2 separate regions of the Homo sapiens genome follow, and region 1 is linked to region 2. Evidence: chromatin loops called from intact Hi-C (ENCODE). Cell type or tissue: GM12878. All regions are shown on one strand. Links, peaks and the distances in the headings refer to the core of each region. The heading gives the core; the rest is flanking DNA. Region 1 holds the start of DLG3 (discs large MAGUK scaffold protein 3). Region 2 overlaps DLG3 (discs large MAGUK scaffold protein 3).

The links. Hi-C counts contacts between places; a loop is a spot of excess contacts. Peaks named below come from ENCODE experiments on the same cell type or tissue, not always from the same donor. Only the 100,000 strongest peaks of a DNase experiment are listed, where the experiment ranks them.
Region 1: a loop joins it to region 2, with 3 times the contacts of the local background. A loop is called at or near these places in 5 of 110 quality-filtered maps.

What each region holds. Positions count from the first base shown.
Region 1 is chrX:70,433,672-70,448,595 of GRCh38, reverse strand. It overlaps DLG3 (discs large MAGUK scaffold protein 3), which reads right to left and starts at 3,761. Exons shown (of 19, transcript NM_021120.4): 1 at 3,038-3,761. The coding sequence starts at 3,394. LOC105373244 (a long non-coding RNA gene) reads left to right here and starts at 13,303. Exons shown (of 3, transcript NR_171576.1): 1 at 13,303-13,917; 2 at 14,348-14,741. RefSeq lists enhancers at 3,457-4,243, 12,697-13,197, 13,185-13,264, 13,285-13,384, 14,245-14,354 and a silencer at 13,845-14,094. In GM12878, for the core only: no CTCF peak of the experiment used is centred there; no DNase peak of the experiment used is centred there; H3K27me3 peaks cover 275 bases.
Region 2 is chrX:70,496,592-70,512,525 of GRCh38, reverse strand. DLG3 (discs large MAGUK scaffold protein 3) reads right to left here. Exons shown (of 19, transcript NM_021120.4): 14 at 13,956-14,006; 15 at 13,249-13,350; 16 at 12,477-12,649; 17 at 11,946-12,055; 18 at 11,537-11,628; 19 at 7,036-10,363. The coding sequence ends at 10,257. It also overlaps a transcript of TEX11 not described here. Among named protein-coding and RNA genes, the nearest start is that of DLG3-AS1, 49 kb to the right of the region's middle. RefSeq lists an enhancer at 3,668-4,230. In GM12878, for the core only: no CTCF peak of the experiment used is centred there; no DNase peak of the experiment used is centred there.

The DNA.
Region 1 (14,924 bases), core at 138-8,137, 61 kb after region 2:
GGGGTGCAGGCCTGGCCTAAGGGGGATGGCAGAGATGGAGCATGGCAGGCAAACCATGCCACACCCAGTGTCCATAGGGGATACCCAGTGGCCTAGACAGATAACCCTTCCCCTTCTGAACCACAGTTCTCCCTGACTGGGGGATCATAGACTCCCACTGTGTCCGAACTGGAAGGACAGCAGACATCATCTTGTCCTATCCCCTTTATGTGACAGTAGGTGACACGGAGGCCCAGAGAAGACATGGGATGTGCCTAAGGGCACACTGGGAATTAGTGACAGAGCAATAGGATATCCAGGTGTTCTTTTGATTACAGTAAGCTCTTAAGGCCACTGATGTTTTGGTCACTCATCCCCGTACCCCAGCAGAGCTCATGGGAAAAAGGACAGTTGCCCCACTTTGGAGCACCTCGTGAGTCTTCACTCTATACCTCTTTCTTGGACTCCAGGAACCCAATTCCTCAAATAGGCAGAAGGAGTCAAAGTCCTAATCCATTTTCTACCAAAGGATTTTTGATTCTGAGCCCTTTGTTTTTCCCAGCAGAAAGGGCGAGGGTGGGATCTGGTCAGGAGTCAGAGACAAAGCCACGGGTGGGACTGGAGCAGGGTAGACAAGATTCCCCATGAGGGAGAAGTTGGTGACCCACAGGCTGATTGGCAGCAGAGTCCATGGTTTTCAATATGTAGTAGCCATGCAAGAAGAGGCAAGGGAAGGGGTCAGAAACACAGGGGTGATTTGGCCAACCCACAGAGATGGCCTCCCAGACAGGACATGTGTGTATCTATTTGTCAAGTGAAAATGTGATTCTGGACATACAAGCAGCACCTGCCTGCTGGCTCCCACTTTCACCTCCAAGAATGGAGAAGCCCTCTTGCCTGTCTCCCCAGGTACCCTGGCACCCCTCCCCCACCTTTCTCTGGCTATGTTGTCCCTTCCCTGACCTCTAGCCTCCTCCTCAGAAGTGGGGAGCTGGAAACCAGGGTGGGGGCTCCTCCACATGTCCTGCTGTGCTTCCCCCGTCCCACCTCCACCCCACACAGCTTTGGCTTCAAGAAGCAGAGAGGAGGAGAGGGAGAGAGGACTAGCTCATCATGCCTCCACCATTTCTGGGCTGGCTCTGCAGCTGTGGGAGTTGGTGGGAGGACTCCAGCTACAGCCTTACCCTGGTCTGTGACCCCAGGAAGAAGAACTGAAGGCTCCTTAGAGACCCGAAACCAACACAGCTGCCTTAAGTACCATGCAACAGACACATAAGCAAAGGGACACCCATGTGGCTCTTGTGTGCATTTGGTGTACCATGTGTGCCCACATGTGACAAGCCATGCCTCAAGCCCAGCCCCAGTGGTACCCAGAGGCTTCCCGTTCCCAGTGGTCCACGCTCTAGCCCCCACCCCTACTCAAGGACCTTGTTCTCAGGGCCAGGAGCCATCCAGGGATCAGCCCTGGCAAAGAAACCTTGGCCAACTGGCCCAGCCTGGGATTGCCACCTGTCTCCCAGCCGGGCAGGACAAGCATAAGAGGGTGTTTGCGAGAGAAAGGCCTCCAGGACAGAGAGGGGGCAAAGGAGAGAGAGGGACTCGCTGGAAAGGGCAAGAGGCCAAGGCAAGGGATGTGGGAAAGCAGTAAGTGTGGACAGACAGAAGGCCAGAACTGAGGGCTCTTCTCCCCAGGAAGTCCCCACCTTTGCCTCTGAGTGAGAGCACATCCTATCCCCAGAGGACAGAGGCAGCCAGAACGGTCACCAGCTTGGGGAAGTCATCACCTGCCCTCGACAGCAAAGCCTCCTCTTCCTCTCTCCCCACCCTAGGAGCTGCAGAGCCGGATAACCAGACAGGCCCTCCGCCTTGCGTGCCAGGGACCTGGCTCTGCCAGCCCAGCCTCCATTTTGCTGCTTCTCCCACAGATGCTCCTTCCATTTTCTAAGCTGGCAGTTTAGGCTGGGAGTGGAAGCCGGAGTTGTGCCCAGCACCCAGGGGCTCCCAAGCTGTGCCAAGTCAGGGCTGGGGGGCTAAGCCCTCTCACATCTGGAGGTACCCAAGGGGGACATGCCCCACTGGGGCCAGTCTCTGCACCAGGGCAGCTGCCCCTTGCCGGCTCCAGGCACCATGCCTGCTCTAGAGCGAGGAGGCTTGCTTCAGTTCCTTCAAATCTCCCCCCGCCCCCCGCCACCCCACCCCGGCACACACACTACAGAGCTGCTTGGACAAAAGAGTCCGTCCTTCTCAGCAGCCTCTCAGCCTTGCTTGGGACATGTCTCTCGCCTCCTTCCTCTCCCCTCCCTTGCCTGTCAAGCGCCTCTCACCAGAGACAACACATACAAACACACACTCACACACACACACCAGGCACACGCGTGCACACTCTTGCAGCCACATGCTCACACACATATACATGTAGCCACACACACAAACACAGCCATCCCTGCAGCCTCCTCTACAGAGACCTCTCCACATTCAGAGTGACATCTCCACACATCCATGTGCACATTCACACACAAAGGGACTGGGACGGAGAGGGACTCATGGCATCAAGGGATGAAGCTCAGCGAGCCGGGCACATGGGCTCCTCCACACGGATTCACGGCAGCTCCATTGCCTTCCTCCACACACCCCAACATACATACACACACATATGTCCCCCCTACGCAGAGCACCATGCCCCCTCCCCTCCCCTCCGGTGGAGACACACACCACACACAGCCCCCGCAGAACCTCCCGCCCCCTGCCAGACACAGAGACATTGCCAAACCCCCACACTGAGACAAACCCAATTCCCCCACACAGGAAAATGTGCCCCTCCGCCATGCCCTTACCCCCTGACACACGGCTCCTCCCAGTCTTCTAATGGAGACCCCCAAACAGACACACACAGGGAACCACACATTTCCCACCGCCTCTCTTTGCCCAGCTGCAATGCTAGGGCTCGGGGTCCACAGGCTTGGAGCCCCAGCGACCCCTACTGCATCCCAGGCCTCTAGGCCCCCACTCTCCAGCCCTCCTGGGTTGCCCCACCGCTCCCCCCTCCGCTGGTCCATACCTGCTCATACCAGTCCCGGTTGGTACAGGTGCACTCTGGCCACCAGCTGGGGCCGCTGCCGTTGAGTTTGGGGGTGCTCTTGCCCGGGACTGGCTTAGGAGGCACCGGCCCCACATCCCGGCCGGTGGGGATGAGCTTGGCCTTGGTGCGAGGGGTGGGGGTGGCCCCCGCCTGCGAGGGCAAGGTCTGCGAGCTGTAGCCCCCATAACCCGCGCTGGCGCCGTTGCCCCCACCTGGCCCGTAAGGGTCGGGGACTTGCCAGTCGCCGTAGCCCGGAGGCTCGAGGCGCCGCAGGGCGGCCAGGCGGGTCACCTCATAGCACTCAGGGCACTTACAGCAGTGCTGGTGCTTGTGCATGGCACTGCCCCCCGCGGCTCGGACCCCCCAGCCCACGCCGGATTCCACGCCGCCGCCACCGCCGCCACCACCGCCGCCGCCGCCGCCGGGCTCCCTGGCACACTCACACTGCTCGGACCAAGAAGGGGGGGGCACCCGTGGGGGCGCCCGGGCTGAGCGGGGCCTGGGGCCGGGCGGGCGTCCCGGGGCCTCGGCCCCCACGCTGCCCCGCACCCACGGCTCCCCCTCCAGCACTGGCGGCTCCGTGTCGCCCGTCGTGGCTTCTGGGCCGAGGCCCAGCGGCAAAGAAGAAGCGGGAGCTCAAGCAGAGAATGGGTGCTGTGAGGACCGCTTCTGCTCTGGTCCCCAGGATGGATCTGAGTGGAGTCAAGAGCATCTCTCCCTGGCTCCCTTCTCAGTTGATTCCAGCCAATCAGCGCGCAGAGGCAGGCAGCGGCAGCGGCAGCGGCGGCGGCAGGAATGCTAAACAGCGGCTACTTAAAGGAACAGAGGCAGCGGCGCCCCCAGGCTCAGCCCCAGCTCCCCCAATCTCTAGGGAACTGTTGGCTCTAAGGGCGGGGGCAGAGGACGTGGGCCACCAGAAAGCTCAGGCACCCGATCTTGTGCCCTTATATCGCCAGTTTTAGCCTGTCCTCTGCCCACTCCACCCCACCCCACTTCCAAGAGGGAGTTGCAGGGAGATGTTCAATGGGTCCCCAGGCTTGCTCTGAGCTGGGGCCACCAGAAGTAAAGACGAGGTAGCAGGATGGACAGAAAGGACGTTGGAGCAGGGTGAGGGAGGTGCTTTCTCTTACAGGGGACCAAAGAAGAAGGCAGCATATGAGGCCCGCTGTCCTGTCAATGCCTCCTACACAAGACTATTGTTCTCTCAGTCTCTAGGCCCTGAAATTACTGTGACCTCACACTTGACCTTCTACCATCACCAGTAAAGAACTCAACCCTAGAACAGGGATTAACAGAAAGCTCTAAGTCCTTGTCCCTGGCCCACAAACCCCTATCTCCTCCACTCCACCCCTGCATGGTTATGATGGGGGAAGGAACTTCAGGATATCAAGATGAAAGTCCAGGACAGGTGAAAAGGTAAGAAGGGATTTGAAGAGAGAGAAACCCTTCTATGGGTCTGGAATAGAGCTTAGGAATACTTGTCCAAGGACATCTCCTTACCCTCTCCTGGCTCAGCTTGTCGGGGGAATGGAGGAAGGATGACATACAAGAAAGACTATCTTTTTTGCAGTTCTTGTTTTGTTTTTAGCTACCAATTATTGGGTCTTTACAAAGTCCTAAGTGCATAACACGCAAACCCAAATCCTACCAAGCTGATGCTATTATTATCTTCATTTTACCAATGAGAAATTGAGGCTCAAAGATGTTAACACAGCTAGGTAACACAGCTGGAAGTGACAGAATCAGGATGCAAATCCTGATTATTTGACTCCAGAGTCCACGCTGTGAACCACTCTAGTACGACAGGTCTATTCTAAGTTCTCCTGCAGAATTTACATCTCAGTTCAATTCAGCAAATATTCATTGAGCACCTGCTCTGTGCAAGACCTTGACCTAGGTATTAGGGATACAGAGGTTCTTTTTTTTTTTTTTTTTTTTTTTTGAGATGGATTCTCATTCTGTCACCCAGGCTGGAGTGCAGTGGCGTGATCTCAGCTCACTGCAACCTCAGCTTCCCAGGTTCAAACGATTCTCCTGCCTCTCAGTCTCCCTAGTAGCTAGGACTACAGGCTCCTGCCACCACGCCCGGCTAATTTTTGTATTTTCTTAGTAGAGATGGGGTTTCATCACGTTGGCCAGGCTGGTCTCGAACTCCCGACGTCAAGTGATCCACCCACCTTGGCCTCCCAAAGTGCTGGGATTGCAGGTGTGATCCACTGTGCCCGGCCCTCAGAGATTCATTCTTAATTCAACAAATATGCGTGGAACACTTGCTGTGTGCCAGACACTGTTGTAGGATTTGGGGATATAGCAGGAAACAAAATAAAACAGAACAAACAGAACAAATCCCTGCCCTTGGGGAGCTTACCTCCTAGTGAGAGGACACAGACAAAAATAAACACAATAAATAAGTGAATTATGTAGTACAGTAGGTCCTCATTTAACATCATTGGTAGGTCCTTGGCAACTGGGACTAAGTGAAACAACGTATAACAAAACCAATTTTACCACAGGCTAATTAATATAAACAAGAGCTAAGTTCCTACAGCATATTTCTGGTCACAAAACATCACCCAGCTTCCAAATAAAGACCCAAAACACTTCTGATATTGAACATTGAAATAAATATGAGCTATGCATACATATAGAAAGATTAATGAAAACAAGTAAATAATTACCTAACCTTTGGTGAACCAGTGAGTGACAGCAGTGGAAGTGGTGGTGGGTTGAATCAAGGAATAAATGTATGCAAAGCGAAAATTGTAAGGAGCACCTCCCTACCACCATGCAGTTCAAAAGCAAACAATCACGAATATGGTGAGCTCGATGAGCACTTTCTTACCTCATAGTTTATTGTGCATTTGTATGATTATCAACTACTTGACAAATTTTTATTTTACAGTACTTTGTATCCATCCATCCATCCATCCATCCATCCATTCATTCATTTTTCAATCTGCTTATTTCAGTTCAGGGTCAAGGGTGGCCACAGCCTATCACAGCAGCTCAGGGTACAGGGCAGGAACCAATCCTGGACAGGATGCCATTCCATCACAGGGTGCGCTCACATACACACCCACACTCACTCACACTGGGACAATTTAGACACGCCAATTCACCTAACGTGCACTGGGATGTGGGAGGAAGCGCAGTACCCTGGAATACCCGAGAAAACCCACACATACATGGGGAGAGTGTGCAAACTCCACACAGACAGTGGCTCTGGCCAGGAATCGTTTTAGTTGTTTTTTTTTCCCCCTCATCAATGTTAAAACAAAATGATGTTGAAGAAAACAACATTATTCAGCATATACACCTGCTGTGTATATGGTGATAAGTGCCATGGAAAAAAATAAAAAGTAGAGCACAGTAAGATGGATTGGGAATGGTAGGGGAGGATACCAAGTTGTGATTTTTTTTTCAAGTTTTTTGCCCCCACAGTTTAATATGAAAGTTTTCAAACATACAGAAAAATTCAAAGAATTTTACAGTGAACATCCAATTACCCACTGCCTAGGATTCTCATTAACATTTTGCTATGCTTGCTTTATCATATATCTATCCTCCACATATCCTCTCCAACAGTTTTAAAAATGAAAATTTACAAACATACAAAAATATTGGAAGAGTAGTACAATGGACACCACTGTATGCCTTCCTTATCAAGTCGACAATTTGACTTGTTTTGATTGTTATATTTGCTCTGTCTATGTATCTATGTATCTATCCATCTATCTATATTTTTTAAAGAGTAGGTCTTGCTCACTCACTCAGGTTAGAGTGCAGTGGCGTGATCATGGCTCACTGCAACCTCAAACTCCCGGGCTCAAGCAATCCTCCCACCTCAGCCTCACAAGTGGCTGGGACCACAGGTGTGTGCCACCATGCCCAGTTAATGCTCTATCTATCTATCTATCTATCTATCTATCTATCTATCCCTTTTTCTGAACCATTTACATGTAAGTTTCATTACATGTAAATGGTTCCATTATTCATCTGTAAGTTTTGATAACTTCCTTTAGCCATTCTTTGTCTGCTGGCAACAAATTATCTTAGCTTTCCTTTGTCTGAGAATGTCTTGATTTCCCCCTCATTCCTGAAGGATATTTTCACCAGATATAGCATGCTGGAGTGCAGTGGTGTGACCATAGTTCACTGCAGCCTTGAAACTCCTGGCCTCAAAGTGATCCTCCTGCCTCAGTCTCCCAAGCAGGCTCCTCAGTAGGTGGGACTATAGGCGCACACCACTCCTGGTTAATTTTTTTATTTTTAGTAGAGACGAGGTCTCATTATGTTGCCCAGGCTGGTCTCAAACTCCTGGCCTTGGGTTATCCTCCCACCTTGGCCTCCCAAAGTATTGGAATTACAGGTGTTAGCCACTGTACCTGGCCACATTTGAATTCCTTTTCCTATGTAGGTAAGGTGTTGTTTCTCTCTTGCTGCTTTCAAGTTTCCCATCTTCAGTTTTCAGAAGTTTGATTATGATGTGCCTTGGGGTGAATTTGAGTTTATCCTATTTGGGGTTTGTTCAACCTCTTGAACCTGTTCATTTATGTCTTTTGCCAAATTTTCAGCCATTATTTCTTGAGTAATTTTTTTTAGCCCCATGCTCTTTCTCTTCTTCTTCCACATCTCCAATTATGTGAATGTTAAGTCCTTCGTTATAGTCCCAAGCATCCCTGAGGCTCTGTTCATTTTTTTTTCTTTGAGACTCTGTTTCATTTTGTCACCCAAGCTAGAATGTAGTGGCACAATCACAGCTTACTGCAGCCCCGATCTCCCAAGCTCAGGTGATCCTCCCACCTCAGCCCCCTGAGTAGCTGGGACTACAGGTGTGCATCACCACATCCAGCTAATTTTTGTATTTTTAATAGAGACAGGGTTTCGCCATGTTGCCCAAGCTGGTCTTGAACTCCTGGGCTCAAGTGATCTGCCCACCTCAGCCTCCCAAAGTGCTGGGATTACAGGCGTGAGCCACTGTGCCCAGCTCTGTTCATTTATTTTTTGTCTATTATTTTCTCATTGTTGTTCAGATTGGGTAATTTCTAATGTTCTATCTTTATGTTCACTGATTCTTTCCTCTGTCCTCTCCATCCTCCTTTTGAGCTCATCTACTGAGTTTTTTAGTTTGGTTATTATAGTTTGTTCTAAAATTTTATTTGATTCTTCATTATATCTCTTATTTCTTTGCCAAGACTTACTATTTTTTACATTCGTTTTAACCTTGTTTGTAATTGCTCATAGATTGCTCATAGAAGCATTTTTTTTAATGTTGGCCACTTTAGAATCTTTGTCAGGTAGTTGAAATCTTTCTCTTTCTCATTCAAATTGAGGGTCTCCTGGTTCTTGGTATAATGAGTGAATTTTTTTTTTTTTTAAGACACAGGGTCGGCTGGGCGCAGTGGCTCACACCTGTAATCCCAGCACTTTGGGAGGCCGAGGCGGGTGGATCACAAGGTCAGGAGTTCGAGACTAGCCTAGTCAATATGGTGAAACCTGTCTCTACTAAAAATACAAAAATTGCCTGGGCGTGGTGGCGGGTGCCTGTAGTCCCAGCTACTCAGCAGGCTGAGGCAGGAGAATCGCTTGAACCCGGGAGGCGGAGGTTGCGGTGAGCCAATATTGCGCCACTGACTCCAGCCTGGGCGACAGAGCAAGACTCCGTCTCAAAAAAAAAAAAAAAAAAGGACACAGGGTCTCACTATGTTGCCCAAGCTGACCTTGAACTCCTGGGCTCAAGTGATTCTCCCAACTCAGCCTCCTGAATAACTGGGACTATAGGTGCTGGGCTTAGATATAGAGTGATTTTTATTGCATCCTGGGAATTTTTGGATATTACAGTATGAGACTCTGGATTTCATTTACATCTTTTGTTTCTGGTAGGCTTCTTCTGACACGATTTTCATCAGAGGAAAGGGCCACTGCCTGGTTACTGCCGGGTAGAGGTTCAAGTTCAATTTCCCTCCTTGGTCTTGGTTGGTATGTGTGGTGGAGGCTTCTCCTTTCTACTGTGCAGGGGTAAAAATTCCAGCTCCCTACTATGCCTCTACTGATGCCTCTCTAGCTGGAAGGGGCAGAAGTGCCTTTTTACTGTTCCCCAGGTGGGCTTCCACTAACACCACAGTCAGGAGGTGGAGAGATTTTGGGAGGGGAGGAGAGGGAGGCTAATGGCCTCATCAAATGATATGTTGTGGTAAAAGTCCTGACTCACCACCAGGCTTCTCTGACACTGACACCACCCAACAGGAAGGGGTTCTTGTTACCCCTCAGGGATGGAAGTTTAGGCTCTCTACTCAGCCTTCTCTGACACTACCCCAGAGAGTACGGGGGAGCCTGGCCAGAGTGAAAATCTGGGTTATCTACTTGGCCTTTGCTGGCTTGGGTGCAGCTGCAGTTTTTTTTTTTTTTTTTTTTTTCTGTGGTGTGTGGTTGCAGTGGTGGTTATTGTCTAAGAGTTTTCTGTCTGGCTAAATTCCATTTCCTGGTCTTATGGCTAGAGAGAATAGGCCAGTTACTGGTGTTTGCATTTTTTTTGTCTGTGCCCATTGGCATTTCCAGGCTGCTGGCTTCTCCAGTACCTGATCTGGAATATTTGATACAACGAGAAAACCCAGGGAACTCATCACCTCGAGTTCAGGTCACTGGGGTTCCTAGTTAGTCTGCCCCCTTCCTCTTCTTTCATAGTCTTCTTATGTTTGTCTTATATATAATGTCCAGAGTTTTAGCTGTACTTAGTGTGAGGAATAGGGAGAAGTGTGTCTACTCTAACTGGGTCCATAACTGGAAGTCTTCCATCTTTTTTAAAAAATTAACTACATCGAGTTTTTGAAGAGTGCCAGTCAATTGTTTTGGATTTGTCTTTTTCCTCATGGTGTCATTTATCTCGTTCCTTTATACAGTACTCTCCCTCTTATTCATGGTTTTAACTTGCCATAGTTTCAGTTACCCATGGTCAACTGCAGTCTGAAAATATTAAATGGAAAGTTCCGGAAATAAACAATTTATAAGTTTTAAATAGTATGCCGTTATGTAATGAAATCTTGTGCTGTCCTGCTCCATCCCGCCCAGGATGTGAATCATCCCTTTGTCCAGTGTATCCACACTGCATACACTACCCACCTATAAGTCACTTAGTAGCCATCTTGGTTATCACTTCAGAATAATATAGTATATATAGGGTTTGGTACTATCTGCTGTTTCAGGCATCCACTGGGGGTCTTGGAACATATTCCCCATGGATAAAGGAGGACTATTGTACCCTGTATTTACTGTAAACTGGAAATTAAAATAGAGGGAATCTTAAATAGGTTGGTCAGGGTAGGCTTCACTGAGAACGTGGCATTTCAGCAAAGAATTGAGGGAGGTGAGGAAGTGAGCCATGCAGGGGGAAGCCAGTGCAAAGGTCCTGGTAAGGAGTGCAAAGGTCCTGGTAAGGAGTGCATCCGACTTGCTCAAGGAACAGCAAGGAGAATCAAGTGGCTTTAACAGAGTAAGGGAGGGGAGAACGCCAGGAGACGAGATCAGAGATTGAATAAGGGACTAGATTGTGTAGGACCTTGTAGACCACTGAAAAGATTTTGGCTTTCCTCTCAGAGAGATGGAGTGCCATTGGAGGGTTTCGTGCAGAGAACTGGCATGACGTGACTTGGGTTTAGCAGGATTGGTATAGCTTCTTTGCAGAGAATAGGCCACAGGGGCGAGGGTGGAAGCAGTGAGACTAGTCAGGCAGCTGCTGAAGTGATCCAGCTGAGAGGTGGTTGTGCCTTGGACCAGTGTGGTAGCACCAGAGATGATAAGTGGTTGGATTCTGGGTGTATTTGGAAGGGAGAGCTGACAGGATTTGCTGACAGATTGGATACAAGGTGTGGTTCCAAGGATTTTTTGCCAGGACAACTGGAAATGTGAAATTGCCATCAACTGAGATGAGGACAGTTTTAGGAGGGGTCATTTTTGGGGGAAAAGGTCAGCTGTTCAGAAACGAACATGTTGAGTTTGGGATGTTTGTTAGATGTCCAATTGGAGATGAACACAGGCCCTGCCACCAAGGTGCTCAAAGTGAAAGAAATGGAAATATGGAAGCAGATCATTACCATACCTGTGAAAAGTGGTATTTCAGGAGGGTGTACAGAAAAGCAAGTTATCAGTTCTGCTTGTTGGGGGGAAGGGGACTTAAGAAAAGTTTCACAAAGCAGATGATATTTTCAGTTTTGTCCCAAAGGGTGACTGGGCGTTCATTAGACAGAAAAAAGAAATGTATTGTTTTCTGTACTCCTAGACTTGGCACACAGTGATTGCTCAATCAGACCCAATCCAGTCACTATTTTTGTGAGTCTGGACATTACTTAACCTCTCTGAGACTTGGTATTGTAATCTGTGAAAAGGAAATAATCACAGTGTTCTTGTGAGGGTTAAATGTAGGACACTTAGCACACCACGTGGTACATAGTGGGTTAGTGTTAATTATGGTCATATGAATGAATGAATATCTTCCTTAATGACCAAATCTAGGCTAGGCTGGTAACCCAGGAGCCTAGTCTTTTATATGCTTAACAGTTTGTCAATAGAGATTGCTAGACTCCTTTCAACCTCTGAACTGCTCTGATTGAAAAATAAGCATTGATAAGCCTCGACTGAATGGAGAGGGTCAAACTACCCTCCTCAGGCCCCTTCCTTACCCCCTTTTTTGCCCTATCCCCTTTAACAGGTTCCTTCCTCCCTTCCTCCCACCCTCTCTCTCTTCATTTTTAATGATTGTGAGCAAAATCCCTTCAGACTCATAGTGGGCTTCTCCTCATTCCATAGGCTCCCTGCCGCTCAGACCGGACTGGGTTGACAAGGCTGGGAGGAGGTCAGCCACACTGAGACACTGTGACACTTAACTAGGGAACCTCCCTCCCAACTGCTAGGGCTCCAGCCTGAGACCCCAGGGAGACAGTCGCCCCCTACGGACCAAAAGCGCCCCACACCGCTGCAAGCAGCTCTGGTTGCTAGGCAACCAGGCGATGGAGGACTTCAGGAACGGATTTTCAAGCAGAGAGACCATTTATCTCCCCTTCCACCGCCACTCCGGCTCCTTCAGCAAGTAGACGGGGTTGGGACCGCGCGGTCTGCTGCTGTCTGTCTGATAAGCTGGGCTCATTCTTGAAAATAGAGCTTCACTGAGTGACCTCCATATTGTGCGTGGTGAAACGATCACTCTTGCCCCAAATGTGGTTTCATCTGGGGGCTGGAGACTCGGGTCGATGAAGGTGGAAGTTTCTGATTTGCAAGGAGGGGAGGAGCATTGTTGTGGGTGTGCACCCTTAGTCAATGGGAATTCTAGAAAATTGAGCTTGCGTGGGAATAATTTTGATCAGTCCATCAAGATTTCCTCACGATTCCCAATGTATACATTAGGAAACTCTTACGTTAGCCCATTAAAATAAAAAGGTCAATGGGAATGACAATATATAAAGGATCATTCATACCTCATTGGGGACAAGCAGTGGCTTTCATGAATACGGTTTCTCTCCAGACAAGGGAGAGATCATGAGGTCTGTAAATCCCTGTGAGTTGGGACAGAGCTCAACAAAATGGAAAGAAATAAAAAGAATGGCGGGGTTGGGGGTGTGATAAGCACAGAATCTGGCAGCTTCTGAGCTCTGTGTCTGGTTTGGGGATCCCCAGCTCTGTGCCCCCTGTGTTAGGACCATGCTGAAGCACTCCATCCTTATGAAGGCTGTGGGGGACCAGAAATCCATAGCTTTTCCTTCTAGTAACCTAGCATTCTGGCCCAGGAGTGGGTCCAGGCAGGCCAAGGCCATGACCAAAACAATCTTTCCACTTGGGACGCATCTCTGCCTTCTCGGCTAGTACAACAGAAGCTTGATTGTGGCAGAGCCCCAAGCCATGGCGAGCTTAGGGGAGAGCTGTGCCCAGGAGTCTCCTCGTGGGGTTTCCCTCAAGAGTTCCAAGGTAGAGATACCAGGGTGAGGTAACTAGCATCCAGACAGCATCTGGCCCAGCCACTGCTCAGTCCACATCTCCACAGGGCATAGTGGCAGGGGACGCTTCTTGCTCTCTGTGTTTCCAAACTGAACTGGGTCGGGGCTGTGCTCCTGCTCTATTAATAGCCCCCTAGCCCAGCCTGCTAGCCCCAAACCCGGATGCCAGGAGCTGTGAGTCAGCAGCTAAAAATAACGAAGAGCAACTACATCCGAACCCCAATGAGCAGCTCCCCCGGGTCCTCCGCCCTTAAGTTTTTGTCAGTGTCAGTCTCCAGCCCAGGGCCCAGGGCCTATAGGTTAAACCGCTTTAGCTGTCCAGTTCTCCTGGGAAGAGAGTGAGGATTTCCGGTGGCAGGCTCAAGGCTGCGTACCCAAGGCTAGGGGCTAGGAGAAAGGGGTCAGAGGCTGGCGCTGGGTTGGGGGGCCAGACGCTGGGTTTAGAGGGCCGCAGCTGAGAGTGTGAGAGCTGAGAGGTTGGGGCTGCAGGGATGGAGTTGCTGGAGGTCTTCAGGGTGAGGTTGGGAGGTGAGGGGAGGAAGAGACTGGGCGATTGGGAAGGGACAGAAAAGTAGGGATGGGGGAGGAGGTACGTGCTGAGAGGTGACAGCCCGGCAGTACCGGGCAGACTGGGGGCCCTAGAGCTAAGGCTGGTAGCCAGCCTGAAAGAGAGGGGATGGATCGGGAACCAGGAAAAGTAAGGAAATGCTGCTCGAAAAGGCAGAGTGTAGGAGAGACCTGCCCGGTACACAGCGGCGTGGACTCCCAGGAAGACCAGGACCAGGACCGGATTGCGGCGTTCGCTCTCCGCGCGCCTCCAGCCTCCCCGTGCGTCGCATGCTGGCACCCCCGCCCACCGCGCCAGCTGCAGGTCAGGTACGTGGGCGCGGCCGGCCTCCGGAGCCGGAGTGTGCAGGGATGCGCACGGAGAGGGCGGGGCGGCCAGAAAGGAAAGGGGTGGGCCCGGGAGAAGGGGGCGGGAACACGGATTCAAACTCGCCTGCGTCCAGCCAGATACCGGAAATGGCCGGGGACTCACTGGGAATTGTAGTTCCCGCGGCTGCCCGGCAACCGAGGGTGGGGGGCGGGTCTTGTCCCGAGGATGCCAGTGCTGCCCCAGGTCCCAGTCTGGCGAGAGAGGAGGAACCGAGAACCCGACCTCCCTACCTGGCCGACTCCTTAGTTCTACTTCCCTCCGTGTGGAGATACGAACTAGGTCGAATGTGGGTGTGGCGGAAGACTGTGGGGTCACCACAGAGCCCCTCTTGTCCCCATTTTTGGCTTAGCCCCTCCCTTCTTCTACTAGACTCTTCATCCTCCGTCAGCTCCGCACTGGCCACCTTAGCTGCGGAGCCCAGGGACTCCCGAGCCGCAAACACATTGGGGAACTTGCTCCTCCAAGGGAAGGCTGGGCCGGAAATTGGACCCTGCGCGCAGCCCAGAGGAGCGAAAACTTGTGGAAATCGGACCTTGCCCTCGGAGTCCTGAGTCAAGGACACGAGTCCCCAAGCGGCACGGAAAACAGGTGGCATTCAGCAAATACGTCACGGCGACGACGGATGCGGCCCTCCTCTTGGGGCGGCCACAAGGTGGAGCTACAGTGCAACCCTGCACCGCGCGCCCGGCCTCCGGACGCCCCCGAGGTGGCTGCTCTCCTGCGGGCCTCCCGCGAGCCTCCCGCGAGTCCTTCATTGCCGCAGGTGATTCTCCTCCCACCTCCAACCCACCTCCTCCCATCTCCCCCTGATGGCCCCTCAAGGTCGTGTCCCATCCAACCGTAGATGGAAGGTGCCTCCTTTCCCCAGCCCCTGGGCCGAAAAGATTAGGCTGTGACCAAATGGAGATTACATTCGTTGAGTAACAGATTAAGACAAGATACAGGA
Region 2 (15,934 bases), core at 2,846-10,845:
CAGGCAGGGCACCCAGTCACTGCTCATGCCTGTAATCCCAGCACTTTGGGAGGCTGAGGCAGGAGGACCACTTGAGGCCAGGAGTTCAAGACCAGCCTGGCCATCATGGTGAAACCCCGTCGCTACTAAAAATACAAAAATTAGCCGGGTGTGGTGGTGTGCACCCACAATCCCAGCTATTCGGGAGGCTGAGGCATCAGAATCGCTTGAACTCAGGAGGTGGAGTTTGCAGTGAGCCAAGATCGCGACACTGCACTCCAGCCACTCCATCTCTAAATAATAATAATAAGAAGAAGAAAATGCTTTGTGGAGAAGGTTGAACTGGGTTTTAAAGATGTATAGGATTTGGACATAAGGAAGGAAAGGAGAGGTATTCCAGGCAAAAGGAAAAGCATGGCAAAGGTGCATAGCTTTGTGTGAGGGGCAGTGGGTTCAGTGTATTTGCAGCATGGAGTCCTTAAAGGGGAATAGTGGGAAGAGGTTAAAAAGGCAGGTTGGAAGCAGACTATGGAGGGTCTGGAATATCTACCTAAGGAGTTTAGACTTTATTGTGTAAACCACTGAAGGAGTTTGAGCTTAGGAGTGGCAGGGTCAGAAATGGACCCCAGGAGTATTAACCTGGGCAACACTGGGTAAATCGGATTGGAGAAGGGAGAAGGTAGAGGAAGGAAGACTAACTTGGAGGCCACTATAATCTCCCTATGTTGCCCTTTTTTCTTTTCTTTTCTTTCTTCTTTTCTTTTGTTTTCTTTTTTTTTTTTTTTTTTTTTTTTGAGATGGAGTCTCAGTCTGTCACCCAGGTTGGAGTGCAATGGTGCGGTCTCGGCTCACTGCAACCTCTGCCTCCCAGGTTCAGGTGATTCTCCTGCCTCAGCCTCCCGAGTAGCTGGGACTACAGGCATTTGCCACCACATCTGGCTAATTTTTGTATTTTTAGTAGAGATGTGGTTTCACTATGTTGGCCAATTTGGTCTCGAACTTCTGACCTTGTGATCCACCCGCCTTGGCCTCCCAAAGTGCTGGGATTACAGGCATAAGCCACTGTGCCTGGCCCTATGTCACCCTTTTATAAAGGTCCACAATTTTCATTAACAGCACTTATCAGTTTGTGTGATTATTTATTTAATATCAGACTAGCTCCAAGACAGTAAACTCTGTAAGGGCAGAGGCCATATCTGTTTTGCTCACTATTGTATCCACAGGGTCTGACACATGGAGAGAATAATTGACAGTGCCAAATATAACAGAAAGGCTGAATTGTGTGTTGGTTGAATGAATGGAAGTAATGAAGAATTGAATTGCGGCAACTGCAGTGAAACCGTCTCTACTAAAAGTACAAAAGTTAGCCCGGCATGGTAGGTATGAGGTCTGTGAAGGCATAAGATCTGGTGACTTGGGACTGGGCGCAGTGCTTCACACCTGTAATCCCAACACTTTGGGAGGCTGAGGCAGGTGGATCACCTGAGGTCAGGAGTTCGAGACCAGCCTGGCCAACATAGTGGCAGGTGCCTGTAATCCCAGCTACTCGGGAGGCTGAGGCAGGAGAATCGCTTGAACCCGGGAGGTGGAGGTTGCAGTGAACCAAGATCGTGCCACTGCACTCCAGCCTGGGTTATGGAGTGAGAAACTGTCTCAAAAAAAAAAAAAAAAAAGATCTGGTGACTTGGAAGTCATATTGACTTTTAGGCACAATTTCAGTGGGGTAGTGAGAGAGCAGAAGCTAGACAACAAAGAAGTACAAGGTGGAAAGTAGCAGCAGAACTAGGCAAGTCAGCAGAGTACAGGCACCCACACTGGAACCAAATTGTCTGGGTTCAAACCCTTGCTCTCCCACTTGGGAGTTATATGACCTTGGGCAAGTTATTAAATGTCTGCAGACCTCAGTTTCCTCATCTATAAGATGTCCACAACTACCCTCACAGACTTGTAAAGAGAAAGTGAGTAAATACACACAAAGCTCTTCGAGTAATACCTGACACAGAACAGGCGCTTTCTAATGTTTACTGTCATTATTCTGCTCTTGCTGTCTGGCAGGGTCACCTGCCACCGCTAAATCTTGACATTTCTCTCTTCATTCTCTCATTCTCCAGATCTCTATTTACTGCCTCCTGGAAAGGCTTCCGGCCTATTATTATAGGGCAGCTCTAGTCATGCAGGGGTTTTCTCTCTCTCTTTTTTTTTTGTCTTCTACTCATATTCTTGACTCTGGTTTTTATTCCCCTTTACCTCCTCTATTGCTTCTTATTATTTCTTCTGTAGAATGACCCAATTCACCCCTTAGTGACGTGAACTCTAGTAGACCCTGAAGCATGTGTCTGTCATTTCCTCCTTTGACATTCCTCTACTTAACAGCAGGATCTGTTTACTTTTACCTCCTTATTTTTTTATCCTTTTTTTTGCATTTCTCCCAACCTCTCTGATAAGCCAGAAGAGGGTGGCAGTTTGCAAACCTAGTTTGCGAGCCTTTTTATTTCCTCAAGAAAAGATGATAGTTGAAAAGCTTCCACTGATTCTAACAGCCACAAAGCCAGCAATTGCTCCAACTAAAAGACAAACCTGGTTACTCCACTCTGCAGCGCACAGGGGCAGTTTCCACACCTCCTAGTTATGTCTCCCACCTATGACTATGCTCCCATGTGCCCAGCCCCCACACCACCCTCCCACCCATCTCAAATGCCTCTCAGCAGGAGCCACTGGGGGCACTTCAACTCTACTTAGGAGGGGTTCCATCTTGTGGTACTTTTGGCACCTCCATTCCCATATTTCCCTAGCACCATTTCTTTGCCCGACTGAAAGAAGTGATTCTATCACAAAGTTGTCTATTTTGTCCTGCTGTCCTGGAATGAGACCCTTCTGCCCAGCTAGGAAAAAGCCATTTCCCCTGGTCCCAGTCCATGCATGTCCCAGGTGTTCTTTGCTTCTTCACAGCAGGCACCAAGCCTGTCCGTCTGTAGTGTCTGATTGTGTATAAACCGAATGTGCTCAAGCGCCATGTTCTTTGACAGCTCTGTTTAAGCCTTTTATGTCATCTGTGTCACCATTTGGTTTTTTTAACTGCAAATTCACAAAAAGTGTGAACTGGCTTTTTGTGAGGGATTCGGCATAGCACATGCCCTTTAGAATTCTACTACTTTATCATGATCATTAAGTGTGGGAGCTGGGAGAGGCTTTGGAGATTCTTTGTCTAACTTCCTCATGTTTTAGAGTAAGATAGTGAGGCTCAGAAAGGGGAAGTTCATTCACAAATCATTTATCGAGTATCAATCATGTTCAAGGCATGTGCTGTGAGGGATAGAAAGATACACTAGATACAACCCCAGCGTTCTAGAAGCTTTTTGACTGGTTGGAGAGTGTATTATTGACAAATTGCTACCATGCAAGAACAGAGTGTGTTCAGTACCAACTGCTAGAGCGGTTCAAAAGGAGGGAAGGGGAAGCTCCTCTGCCATGATCAGTGACATGATCATGGAAGGTGACATTTGAGCTGGAGCTTGAAGGGTTTCATTAAATAAGAGATGGGGACTGAAAACACTCCAGACAGAGGTCTTGCTCATGGGTAAAAACTCAGAGTCTAGATTGGTTTGTAGAGAAGTATCAGGAGATAATGCTGGACAAGCAGATTAGGGCCAGTGGAGTGTGAAATACTTCCCTCCCCAACACCCACGTCCCCTCCCCTACCAGGCTGGTCCTGCTTATCTCACAGGTTTCAACCTGAATTTCATCTCCTCAGAGAAGTTGTCCCTGGGCACCTTTTCTAAGTATTAGCCTCTATCATTGTATCCTATGTACTTCCTTCATGGCATTCACTCAAATGTGTACTTATGTATTTAGTCATTTCCTGCTTTGCTGTCCCCCGCCCCCAACTAGATGATGGGCCCCTTGAAAACAGGCTTTATTTGCCATTGTCTTTCCAGCACCACGCACAATGCTTATCAGCAGGTGCTCACCAAGAAGTAGCTCTTGTCACTACAAGGGTAGGGGCAGTGATAATGACAACAAAGGACTGGATTGAAAAGACATTGCAAATAATCCACACATTTTGGTAGGAGATCGGATATGATGACCAGAGTGGGGAGATCAGGGCTTAAACCTGGGTGACTAGAGCAATGGCAGCACTTAGGGGTGGGGGAAGAGAGCAGAGGGAACCGAGCTGTAGGTGGGAGGAGCCCATGGAAGGGGTGGGGCAGGATGGGAGAGAAGTGAAGTCATCGGGGAGAGCAAGGCATTTTCCCGTCTAGGGTCTTGGAATTTCATGCTTGGAAGGTAATGGCTGGTCTTTGAGGGCTTCTAGATGCTTGATCAACTTGTGTTGCATAAACGAGTGATGGTAGTAAAGGAGAGCAGAGCGGGTAAAAGGTTCAACCCTGGGTGAGAAGACAGTAGAGTGAAAAGAAGGGGAAGGAGCAATAAAGGATCAGAAATGGATGAAGAAGATGAAAAAGAGGAGTCATAATGATGGAGTGAAATCCCAGAGGAAGCGGCAGTGGCTTCAGAAAAGAAGCTCTCCATAAAACAAACCAAAATAATTCACACTCGCCACAGGTTTGGACCTGGTCAAATCACTTCCCTCCAAGCTTGAGCCAAAGACCAGTGCAGCTCTTTTCTTTTACCAAGCATCTACTATGTGCCAGATACTGTACTAAGTGCGGGGGGTATAAAGGTGAACAGGACATAGTCTCTGCTCTCAACGAGGAGTCTAGGAGAGGAAGACAGATGCAAAGAGATGGGGCAAGAAAATGTTCTAAGCAGAGCAAAGTGAGATGCAGCCTGGGCCTGGTGTGCTGAAGAGCACAGCTGCTACAGCCAGACAGCCTGTTTTGGGCTCATAGCTCTGCTACTTATTAGCTGTGTGCCTTGGTTTCCCCATCTGGAAAACATGGATAATAAGAGTAACTGGGCCAGGCGTGGTGGCTCACACCTGTAACCCCAGCACTTTGGGAGGCCGAGGCAGGTGGATCACTTGAGCCCAGGAGTTCAAGACCAGCCTGGCCAACATGGAGAGACTCCATCTCTACTAAAAATACAAAAATTAGCCAGGCGTGGTGGCACGCGCCTGTAATCCCAGCTACTTAGGAGGCTGAGTCAGAAGAATCGCTGGGACCCGGGAGGCGGATGTTGCAGCGAACTGAGATAGTGCCACTGTAGTCCAGACTGAGCAACAGAGACTCCATCTCAAAAAAAAAAAAAAAAAAAAAAAAAGAAAAGAAAAAAAAGAGTAAAGAGTACCTGCCTTCTAGGGCTGTTTTGAGCAACAGGTGAATTAGTATGCGTACAGCACATAGCAAGCAGGAAATAAATATGAGCTGCTATAGTGATGACCAAAGTCCTTACAGGGTATAAGACAGCACTCAGGGTGGGAAGGTCAATTCTACCTACAGGGTGAAAGGGAAGAAGAGGTGGTGGTTCAGGAAAGTGAGCACTGAGAGGGGAATTCTTGAATTGAGTCTCGAGATATTAAGAGGAGGCCAGGCGCAGTGGCTCACGCCTGTAATGCCAGCACTTTGGGAAGGTGAGACAGTAGGGGGATTGCTTGCGCCCAGGAGTTGGAGACGAGCCTGGGCAACATGGTGAAACTCCGTTTCTACAGAAAATGCAAAAATTAGCTGGGCCTGGTGGCACACGCCTGGGGTCCCAGCTACTCGTGAGGCTGAGATGGGAGAATCACTTGAGCCTGGGAGGTAGAGAGGCTGCAGTGAGCTATGATCACACCACTGCACTCCAGCCTGGGTGACAGATGAGACCCTGTCTCTCTGTCTCTCTCCCCTACCCTCGGTCTCTCAAACAGTCTTCCAGGTTAAGCAAGATGGGGCAGCAGCAAGGGCATTTATGGGCATACAGAAAAAGGATGAGCCAAGACCCAGGGCTGTGGTGCATTCAGGGAACTCAAATGCGTAGAACAGAAGGGGGCACAGCAGAAGAGACAGGAGAGAAAGCCTGGGGCCTGATGGTGGAAGGGCTATGCTAAGGAGCTGGGACTTCAACTTCTCCCTGTGGGTGGCAGGACCCATGGGAAGGGTAGGGCATGTGAGGCAGATGATTCTGTCAGCCTGGGCAGGACTGGCCATAGGCAGACAGGAAGGCCAGACAACAGAGTATCCTCTCACACATGCTCTTCACTGGGAGAACGCAGGTCTGAAGCCCATTCTCAAACCACCCGCTTTCCAGTTCTTCAAAGTGTTAGGTACGTGTGCTTAGACTACCAGTGGTGGTGGAGGGAAGGCCACACGGGTAGTTCATTCGGTCTAACATGGAAGAAGCCAGTGGGCATCACATTGTGCACAATGGGAACAGCTCTGCAGATAAAATCTAGCTGGGGCTTGTTAAAGAAGCTTTGCTATTTTCTGGCAAAGCAATGAGGTATCGACACCCTGTTCACTGGGGAGGAACCGAGGTATGCAGGAGCCAATACTATTTCTTGGAAGTGACAGGGGAAGAACCTTTTGAGGAAACAAATCTGAGCTTCAGAGTGTTATTTGCAATGATGATAAAATGTCCTAGAGGTGCCAAGGAAATGGCTGGAGATGGATAAAAGGACTAGTGGAATCAAGGCCATGAAATCTTAGGTGGGAACAGGGATGAAATACAAAACTCGGGAATGCTGAGACTGAATGAACACTTCCAAGGCCCAGGTTGAGGTTGTCGGGCATCCAGGATCGCTTTTGACTTCAGTGCTAATTCGTCAGCTTGCCTTGAGAAAATTACCAGCTCTCTCAACACTTTCTCACCTAATTGCAGTGGTTGGTATTAAGCAAGGATTATCCCTGAAGAAAGGGCTCCACTGGCCTTTAGTGCTGGCTTTTCTGCTTGAGCTGGCACCCCTTCTCAGTCCCACTTTTTTGCTTGGCCTTGGCCTGCTTAGGATACTTCCCCTCCCCTCTAGGCTCCTCCCAAACCTGCGGCTCAACTCCCACTTGCTTCTGCATCTTTCTTAGCTCCGCCCTTGAGCTACTCGACTTCCACACTTGCTGCAGGTAAGGATTTTGTTTTCATTAGCTGATTTCTAGAAGCACTTTCGACTTAAGACAAAGCTGGTCATTTGTGCTTGAACAAATATTTTATTTATTCATGGGTAGACCATAAGGTTTGATAATACAGTTCTTCCTCTGTTAGAGATGAAGGAGTCAAGGCATGATCAGCTGCAATGTCAGCAACAAAACCAGGAGGAGATAGGGCTCTCTCCTCCTTCAGGACACGGCACAGCACAGCACGGCAGTGTTAAGGGTGTGTCTCCCTTTGGGGTTTCCAAGTTGCTCTGTATCTTCTCGTGCTGGGGCTGAATGTTCTTCAGCTGTACCTCCACTAGGAGAACATCAGCTGTGAAGACAGAGCCTCAACAGTGTGACCACAGGACAGATCTTTGTTCTCTTTGTCCTCAGGAGATGAATTTTCTTAAGCTCTCATGGAGCTCTTTGGGGACTCCCTTTTGTTAGGCTGCCTTCAAGCAAATGAGAGAATGTGGGAAAGCAAGCAACCTGCACACCATAAAGCACCACAAGCAAGAGGACTCACCCTTCCTGTGGCTCAGCCCACACACATTTCAGGTGGCTCATTCATCCAGATGTTGCTCTTGACCTTATGAATTATGACAGCACTTCCTAAGACTCCTCCGCACAAGTTGCAATGGCACCTGCCACGTCAGAACTGCCAGAACTGCCTGCTCTAAGCATCCCTCCCCTCCTCAGAGGGCTATGGGGATGACTGCTGTCCTGCTCTGCAAATGGGCCCATCCCACCCTCATTTTCGGAAACACTGGTAGCTGGCAGGTCACTTTCTCTGGCCATTTTTCTCACCCAGTTCTCTGCTACTAAATCAGGCCCCTGCTTTCTCTAACACACACCTCTGCTACAGCAGGCCTCTCCCACCTTGTGTACCTCTTGGGAAAATGTCAGCATTTTGCCACCACAGATGTGGACTCCCATCTGGTTGGTGCTATTTGAAGCAGTGTCTGGGGCTGGGGTGGAAGACCAAGCACACAACTTTCACAAAGGGCCTGTCACCACCCCAGGGAGCTGTACCGATCCCCAGGACGGCCCAGCTCGGCTAGCTGATCATCACTAAGGAGAGAGCCCTCTGGCCCCCAAAAGTTTGGGATGTTCTTCCCACTGCTTTGCCCACGCCCTCCCTTCTCAACTACTTTAAGAAGGTCTCTGAGCCACAGTTCATTGCAACTATCGTTTATTAAAAAATATATGTCTCCTTGGAAGAAACACTGGTAAACCCACTAGTATCATGCTTACTTTGAATCTTTGTTTCTCTTCCCTGGGAGGGGGAGGGCTGAGCACGGTTGAGACTTTGCCACTTAGTTAACATCAGAGAATCAACCTCCCTGCTCACCCCTCCTCACCAGAGTCACAGTCGGCTGTCACTTTATCCCTTTTTGCCTTCAAGCCATTGTACTGCCCAGGGAAAGCCGCTGTCCTTTCCTTATCCTCATCCTGGGTCCCATGCTTTATACAGTTAGCCTCATTCTGCTGGTTGGACAACTGTTAACAGAGTTCCCGGATTCGGCTGGTAGTGCTTAAAGCATCCTCAACATTGCCTCGCTTGCACCAGCCCTAACCCAGCGGGCTAGGAAACAAGTGCCTCAATCCTAGGGCCAAGCACTTCTCTGTTCTCCCCTGCGTCGTCCCTCCAGTATGGAGGCGAGGGAGGCACGTTGGCTTCAAAGGAGCACAGTGGGGTGGGGGGGGACCTGAACCACACCTGCTGCCTGCACTTGTGGCGGTGAAGATTCCCTTGATCACAGTCACTGCCATCAGACTCTGGGAAAAAGCAACAAGGTTTCACAGCTCACCAGTAAGCGAATCTTAGCTCTACAGCTCAAATGTACAGCATAAAGTCTACTTTCCTCTTGAAGAAACCATAAGCTACCAGCTGTTGGGGAGGGGCTGGAGCAGAGCATATGAAGCAGCTGCAAAAAAAAAAAAACCAAATCAAACTCATGACGCAGCTGGCCAAGCAAGCCAAGTGCTGTCCCGCCATCCCAGCACAGAACTGGAAGGCAAGTGACTCCCTGTCCCTGTTGGTGGAACCCAGGAAGGAACCTCAGCAGAGCCCTCCGTGTCCTCCTCTCAGCCCAGCCCCTGCTTTCCCTTCTGCTGACAGGACAACCAGGCCTGTGTCACCTACTCCATCACAAGGCCTGGCTCCTTCAGGACCTCATAAGCCTTTAGAACCTTGGCAAATTGGATTCTATGCATTCACTTAAATAGTAAAAGTAAAATTTGCAATAATGAAAAGGCTGACACAGTAGCACAACATGGTTTTGGTTTAACAGCAGCTTAAAAAGGAACAAAAAGGAAACCTCTCATGCAGACACATCAGGTGGCATAAAACAATAGGCAATTCCACGCGGAGCATCATTAGCCATTCTCTCTGTCCGCACACAGGACTCTGGCTGCACCTCAGGGGCAGCAGCTGCTTTCAGGTCAAGTCTCTCACCCTCTCACCCCAGGCAAAAGCCCTTCCTCTCCGGCCTCAGGCTGACCCCTCCTAGCTCTCAAGAGAATGACCAAATGCGAGTGCCCTTAGTGCAGCACTTGCTACCATCTTCAATCCCTTCCCAACCAGCTGGGATAGAAGATGCCATCTGATTGGAATATGAAAATTAAAGCATTTCTCTAATAACATAGTACCATTGATGAAGTCTCCATAGATTTTCTAACCCAAATGTGTGTGAATATATATATATTATATGAGAGTGTATAATATATATATATAATAATTTCTATATATTTTATATAAATTACATATATATATCTATATATAAATAAGATACTTTCTGTCGCCATTACGTTGCACCGTTCAGAGCTGCAAGACAGCAGTACAGATAGGGAGAAATGCCCAGGAGCATCTCATCATGTGGTGCATTTAGCTCACTTCACAAGCCGTGCAGCTGTCCAGAGTCTGTCTTTCCATCAGTCCTCCTCTTTTCTCTTCACTTCTGCTTGGTTTTTATGAAAACAATGGCTCTGATGGATTTTGCACCTGTGCTAGCGCTTGGGAAAGGTCCATGCAGGAATGGGCACAGTCACATGATGAATGAGATGGCATCATCCCAAAAAATAAACTGAAACAAACAAAAACTTAAAAAAAAAAAAAGAACAGGACTAGAAAACTTAATTTTTTTTGACATATCTAAAAAAGGGGACAAGAACAGTAGCATTTGTTCTCCCCATGGGGACAGGAATGAAGAGGGAGGAGGGAAGAGGGACTTGATTTCTTCTGTTCACAAGAGAATGGTTGGAGGGGATTCTTCAGAGTTTTTCAGGGGATGGGACCCAAATGTAGTGCCCAGACTGGTCCTCAATGATTTGTTTGATTTTGTTATAAATCTCTTCCAGTGAGTCACCCTGTACAATGGCTAAAGTGAAGAGGAAAACAAAATTATTACTGTGGTCCATAGCACATCCCCCAAACCCAGCAATCCTGCCTCTCCCAACAATCCTACAAGTCCCCCCTCCACCCCCTCACCCCTCACATGAAGGACATGTTCCCAGGAGTATGGGTTTGGGCTTGGGTTCACTGGCTGGCTGCCTGTGTGTTCAGGGCAGTAAGGGCAACCAACAAGGTACCCCAAGTCCAGGGCTTGAAGTCAACTCACTGAGACAGTGAGACTAAGTAGTAATGACCAGAAAAATGTGTTTATTCAAAAGATGTTTATTGAGCACCCACTATGTGCCAGACCTTGCAGTTCATGTTGTTCTTGGGTGCCATAAGGCCAGCAGCTTGTTATTCTAAAGCAGCCTTACTAAAAGATTTGGAAAATCGCAGTTCTCCACAGAAAGAACTGAAAGCCACAATTTCTGGCAAGAGGCAGCGCTCCTGGGCCCATCACATCTGCTGTATGTCAGAGGTCAGCCCAGCAAACAAGGACATGGATGCTGATGGTAAAGGGAGCTCTGAAGACCCAAGGTGTGTGAGGACATTTATGAATTCTTTACACAGTTAACCTAGTGTCACCACCAGCTAGAATGGATTCGGCACTGCCTTGCATATATTTATGTATATATATGTCACTGTACTTCAAAAGGTGAAGAACGTATTACATAGAAACCTTCCCAATGTTTCAGGAACTGACCTTACACACACACACACACACACACACACACAGACAGACAGACAGACACCCCAACAGACAACTTGAACAGCACACCGAGGAATCATCATCATCAACAAACGTTTATTCAGCACCTAAACATGCAAAGCAAAGTACTGGGGGAGGGGGAGTGGAGCTGAAACGGAGGGAGACAGAGTAATACAGGGAGCCTACAATCTAGTAAGGACAAGACAAAATGAACAAACCAACAATTCAAGGAAGCATTTGGTGAGTGGTTTATGCTATAAACTGGCTGAACTGCTATGGCTGGACACGGGGAACTTGTGTGCTTTGGAAAGGTTTGTGCTCAAAAACTTAAAAGCAACTGGAAACTCCGTGCAAGGTTTCTACATTCTGTCTACACCTCTTTGAGACACTTATAGAAACAGGTACCTGGCTAGTTCCCCAGAACCCCCCGCAGGGCAGCAGGAGTCTTACCTGTAAAGTACTCTCCAAATTCCTGCTCCAGTTTCATGGCTTTGTCATAGATCTTATTTGCTTGTTCATATGTCTGCCTTCGGTTCATTTCCCTGCCAAAGACAGAAGAAAAATAGTTCTGAACCAGATCTTATGTTCTGATTAACCATAAAGGATTATTCCAGGATCCCTAAAAATCTGCTAAGCTGCCCTCTCAGAGCAGCAGTGGCCCGTAGCTAACTCCTCAAACCTGCGTTCAAAAGTCCAACCATGAACATATGCACAAGCCCTCAAAACAGGAGCGCCCAGTGACCAGAGCTGGGGCACAGAGTTTCTTTCAAGTTTCTGCCCAGCAAATCACTTTCTTCTCCATTTCCCTTCCAGACCCGATCTTAGCTTGGTGTGTCTGAGTTCTCAGTTCAACACTTACATAAGGGCTTCAATGGACTTGGGCTTGATGAAAATGGCAATGGGGTAAAGTTGTGCTTGCTGCAGTCTCTTGATAGCATTGCCGGAAACATCTAAGATGCAGTGCTTGCCCTGAAAAAGCAGAGATTGTAACAGCCCAGCCACTCCCTATTCACCAAGTCCCAAGCAGAAATCCAGTGACATTCTAAACATCCACCTTGGCCGGGGGTGGGGGTGAGGGGAGGGGCACGAGGGCCACCCAAAGTGGCCTAAGAAATTCGATCTCTGAAGTAGACAGGCCCTACTTTTTGCTCCTATTACCCAGAAAAGGCCACATCTGTCCAGGGCCCCCTATTCCCTGTTGGGTAATGCTCTGGGGTGAGTTGTATGAAGGAGACAGATAGCTTCGTCAAGGCGCTGGGAGTATGCAGATGTGCTATGGCTTTGGTCAGCAGCACTGTTGGGCAGCTCCTGTGTTGGAAGGATAAGGATCCAAGTGGAACCTTGGCATAAGCATTGGCCTCCCCTTTGAGGCCATCTCCTGTACACTTACCCTCTCTGCAACTGCCCGCACTGACTGGATGCTGGTCCCATAGAGGTTATCATTAAATTGGCCCGCCTCGATGAACTTGTTGTCCTGAATATCTTTCTCCATTTGTTCTCGGGACACCACAAAGTGGTAGTCTTGTCCATCCACCTCATTATCACGTCGAGGCCGGGTAGTATCTGAAGGAAGAAAGGAAATGCTTTGTGGCCCAGGGGCAGTGATCCGCCCCAAACCAAAAAATACTGACTGGTCCATTCTCATCTGGGTGGGTCACTGGGCCACTCCATTTTTTTTTTCAAGTAAGTGGGAGAAAACAAGCAGTTGGGAAGCGGTTTGTCTGGCCTACTTCTCTTCCAATCTCCAGGTCTCACACAGGGGGCTATTTGCTTTAGCTTAAACTGGACTAGAAAGGTGGGGTTTCCTGAGCTAAAGCATGGCAGAGGGTGCCAAACTTGGTAGAGGAGACAGTGAACCTAACAAACTGTTAATGGAGTCACATCAACACCACTTTGGCTGGGCCTCCGTATTTGTCCAATCATTCTCAACCATCACCACTGAAACTTCCCCTCAAGAGTGAGCAGCCAAGCCTGATGGCTTAATCTCTCCAACCCCATCAGCTTTTGGGGAATATATTGCCACCTACTGTTTTCCAGCGTGTCAAATGTACCCTGTCCCCAAATAGCCCTAGAATCTGATCCCAGACCTTTTCCATAAAACATTAGAGCAACAATTCCCAGGGCACCAAGCCTCACTCCTCTGGGCCTTCCTGGACTCTTACGTGGCACACAGGATCCAAATTTATGTGGAAATTCGGAGATCAGGTCATCATTGACTCGGTCCTTCATTGGGCCCAGGATGATCACAGGCCTTGCATAGTGAACTAGAGAGGGAGAGCATCGAGACAGTGAACAGAGGCCCCCACCAGACAGCCTGTCCTACCCCTGAGTCTGGCTAGAACACAGAGGCTCTGGAGCAGAGACTCAGACAGGGTAAAGCATCCTCAGACATTGTCTGGCTTTTAAACAGAAAGACATCAAAGAGCCTTTAATTTGAGAATATCTAAGTTCAAGGCAAGTCTGAAACCGGAAGCTGCTCCCCTTCTAACAGAGTCAGAAAAAATCTCTGCACTGACACCAGTAACTGAGCAAGGTTTTTGCAGAGCAGCCACTGAAGGGAAGAACCTGGACCTCTCTTTTAGCAGTGGCTACATCTACTGAAATAGACTTTCCTTGTAAATTTGCCCCCTCCTTTGGAAGGTGTCCTGGCAGCAGGCAAAGGCACAGAGAGAAGTGCACACTGGATGCACCCCCTTCCCTATGACACTAGGAAGAAGCATAGAGAAGAAGGAGCCCAGGGGCTGGATGTGCCATGAGTCAAGCCTTCCTCCTCCTCCAGGTCCCTCCCTCTGCTGCCACAGCCACCCACTGTATTGAGCCCCACGACCAGGAGACCAGCACGAAGACAAGGCTCTCAGAGGAGGCTTACTTTCTTGCCGTGTCACTGGCTCATATGACAAAATAGCATCCTCTTGTCCTTCTGCAACAAAAAAGAGAGATAGGTTAGCACCATATGATCTGCCTCCTTCTGTACAGTACTCCCCGTACCCCTCCCCTGCCAGGACACAGCCTTATCAGGTGGTCCTTGCCACCACCTGTGATCCTTTCTGTTTTCTGCTGGTGAGAAAGCACATGAAACCCTTCACTGGCTCTGAGACAGGAGTCAGCAGTTCTCTTGTTCAGTGAAATATCACTGGGCAAAGGGCCAAGGCCCAGAAGCCATGAAGCCTCCACCCCAAACCACCCCAATTTGTGAGGAACTCTTCTTGTAGGTAACAAGTCAGCTGTGTGCAGTAGCCCCCTTGCTCTGGTAAGAATGACAGGGACACTTTGACTGGTTGAGATGCTTGCCCGAGTCCCCTTCATCAACATGCAGGGGAGTCAGGGCACACACCCAGGTCCCCAAGCAGCCTAACTTTGCCCTTTTAAAGGTCTACCAACCCACCTCCTGCATTGGAAGCAGCATCCAGAAAAGTGGCACATGGCTCTGCTAAGGTCCCCAGTGCCCTTTAAGAGCAATGCTGAACCTGCTGTCTCTTCCTGGTGGAGCCCCATGTCGAGCCTAGCAATGTTGAGGTTTTCCTAAAACAGTCGTCAAGCCACTCGGTGCTGGGTGCCTGGAGGTCCCAAAGTGGCTGATGGCAGTCCCAGGGAAAACAGTGATATTTGCATCAAGGCACACAATGCTTGCTAAAAGGCTTCTTCTGAGCCTAATATTCCTGGGCAGATTTTACAAGGCTTCTAGCCACCATAGCTCCTGAAAAACCAGTGCTCCCAAAGTTCATGAGGTTTGAATTACGGTTTCTCTGGTCTGGTCACAGGATCTCCCAAGGAGAACTTGGCAATTACCTCATCCTTTAACTGGCCCCAAAGGCAAAGAGGTCCTAATGACCTGGAAAGGCAGATTTAGGGCAGTGTCCTAGAGGAGCCATTTTTCTTTTGGTCTCTGAGCAAATCTATAAACCTGGCAGCACCTATGGCCCACAGTACCCATGGCAGGGATTTACTCTTTGGCAGTTTACCCTTCCCAGTGCCAGGGATGCTTTTAAGTCAGGTCCCGGCCAGCACTATAGGGCTTATACTCTCCTTTAATCCATGGGGTGAACCCCAACCCATAAGGAGAATGAACTGGCCACAGCATTTCTAGGATCTCAAAGTGTACATGGCTAAAAGAAGCACCAGCCTCTGAGCAGCAATGGCAGCTGTGCAACACTGGAATGAGGATGGCTGGGATACACAGTGGAGCTACACGACATGGAAGGAATGACACACACTTACTGGAACTGCTTTCGCTGTCACTGGTGTTGGATGTCACTCCCTCTGCAAGCCAACAAGAAAGAGACTCCAATTCAGAACACACCACTGAGAGGTCACATGCAGCACAAAACTCAAATGCTCCAGGAGCGAGACACTGAGCTGCCAACTGAGTCAGGCCACCAGAGGCCTGCCACATCCAGGCTACCAACTGGGAGGCACAGCTCCAATCCTGAGCCCCTGGCCCTCTCGTACTTGTCCCCAGAGCCCTCTTGGTCTGCCAAGTCCCTCCCTATGTACTACAAGCCATACTTCCTTCAGCAGCATCCTCTTCATCTGAATCAAATTGACCTGGATGGTTTCCAAATCGTATTTCAAAATGCATCTCCCAAGGCTAACAACAGGAAAGAAAAGACAGTGACAGGAGCAAAGAGAAGTCCAGGGACCAGTCTGCTCATGGGTGTCCCCCGCCCAACAGAGCCCCTGAAGTACAGAACCATGTGGCACTCCACAACTAAGAGGCCAAACGCTGGATGGGTTAAGCAGACACCAGGGAGCGCTGCTCTGACCATTCGGTGGGCTCCCCAGCCTTCCTGCCACCACTCCAAAGCAGGAGAGCCTGGCTTCAGTGGTGAGAGGGGAAGCATCTCCATC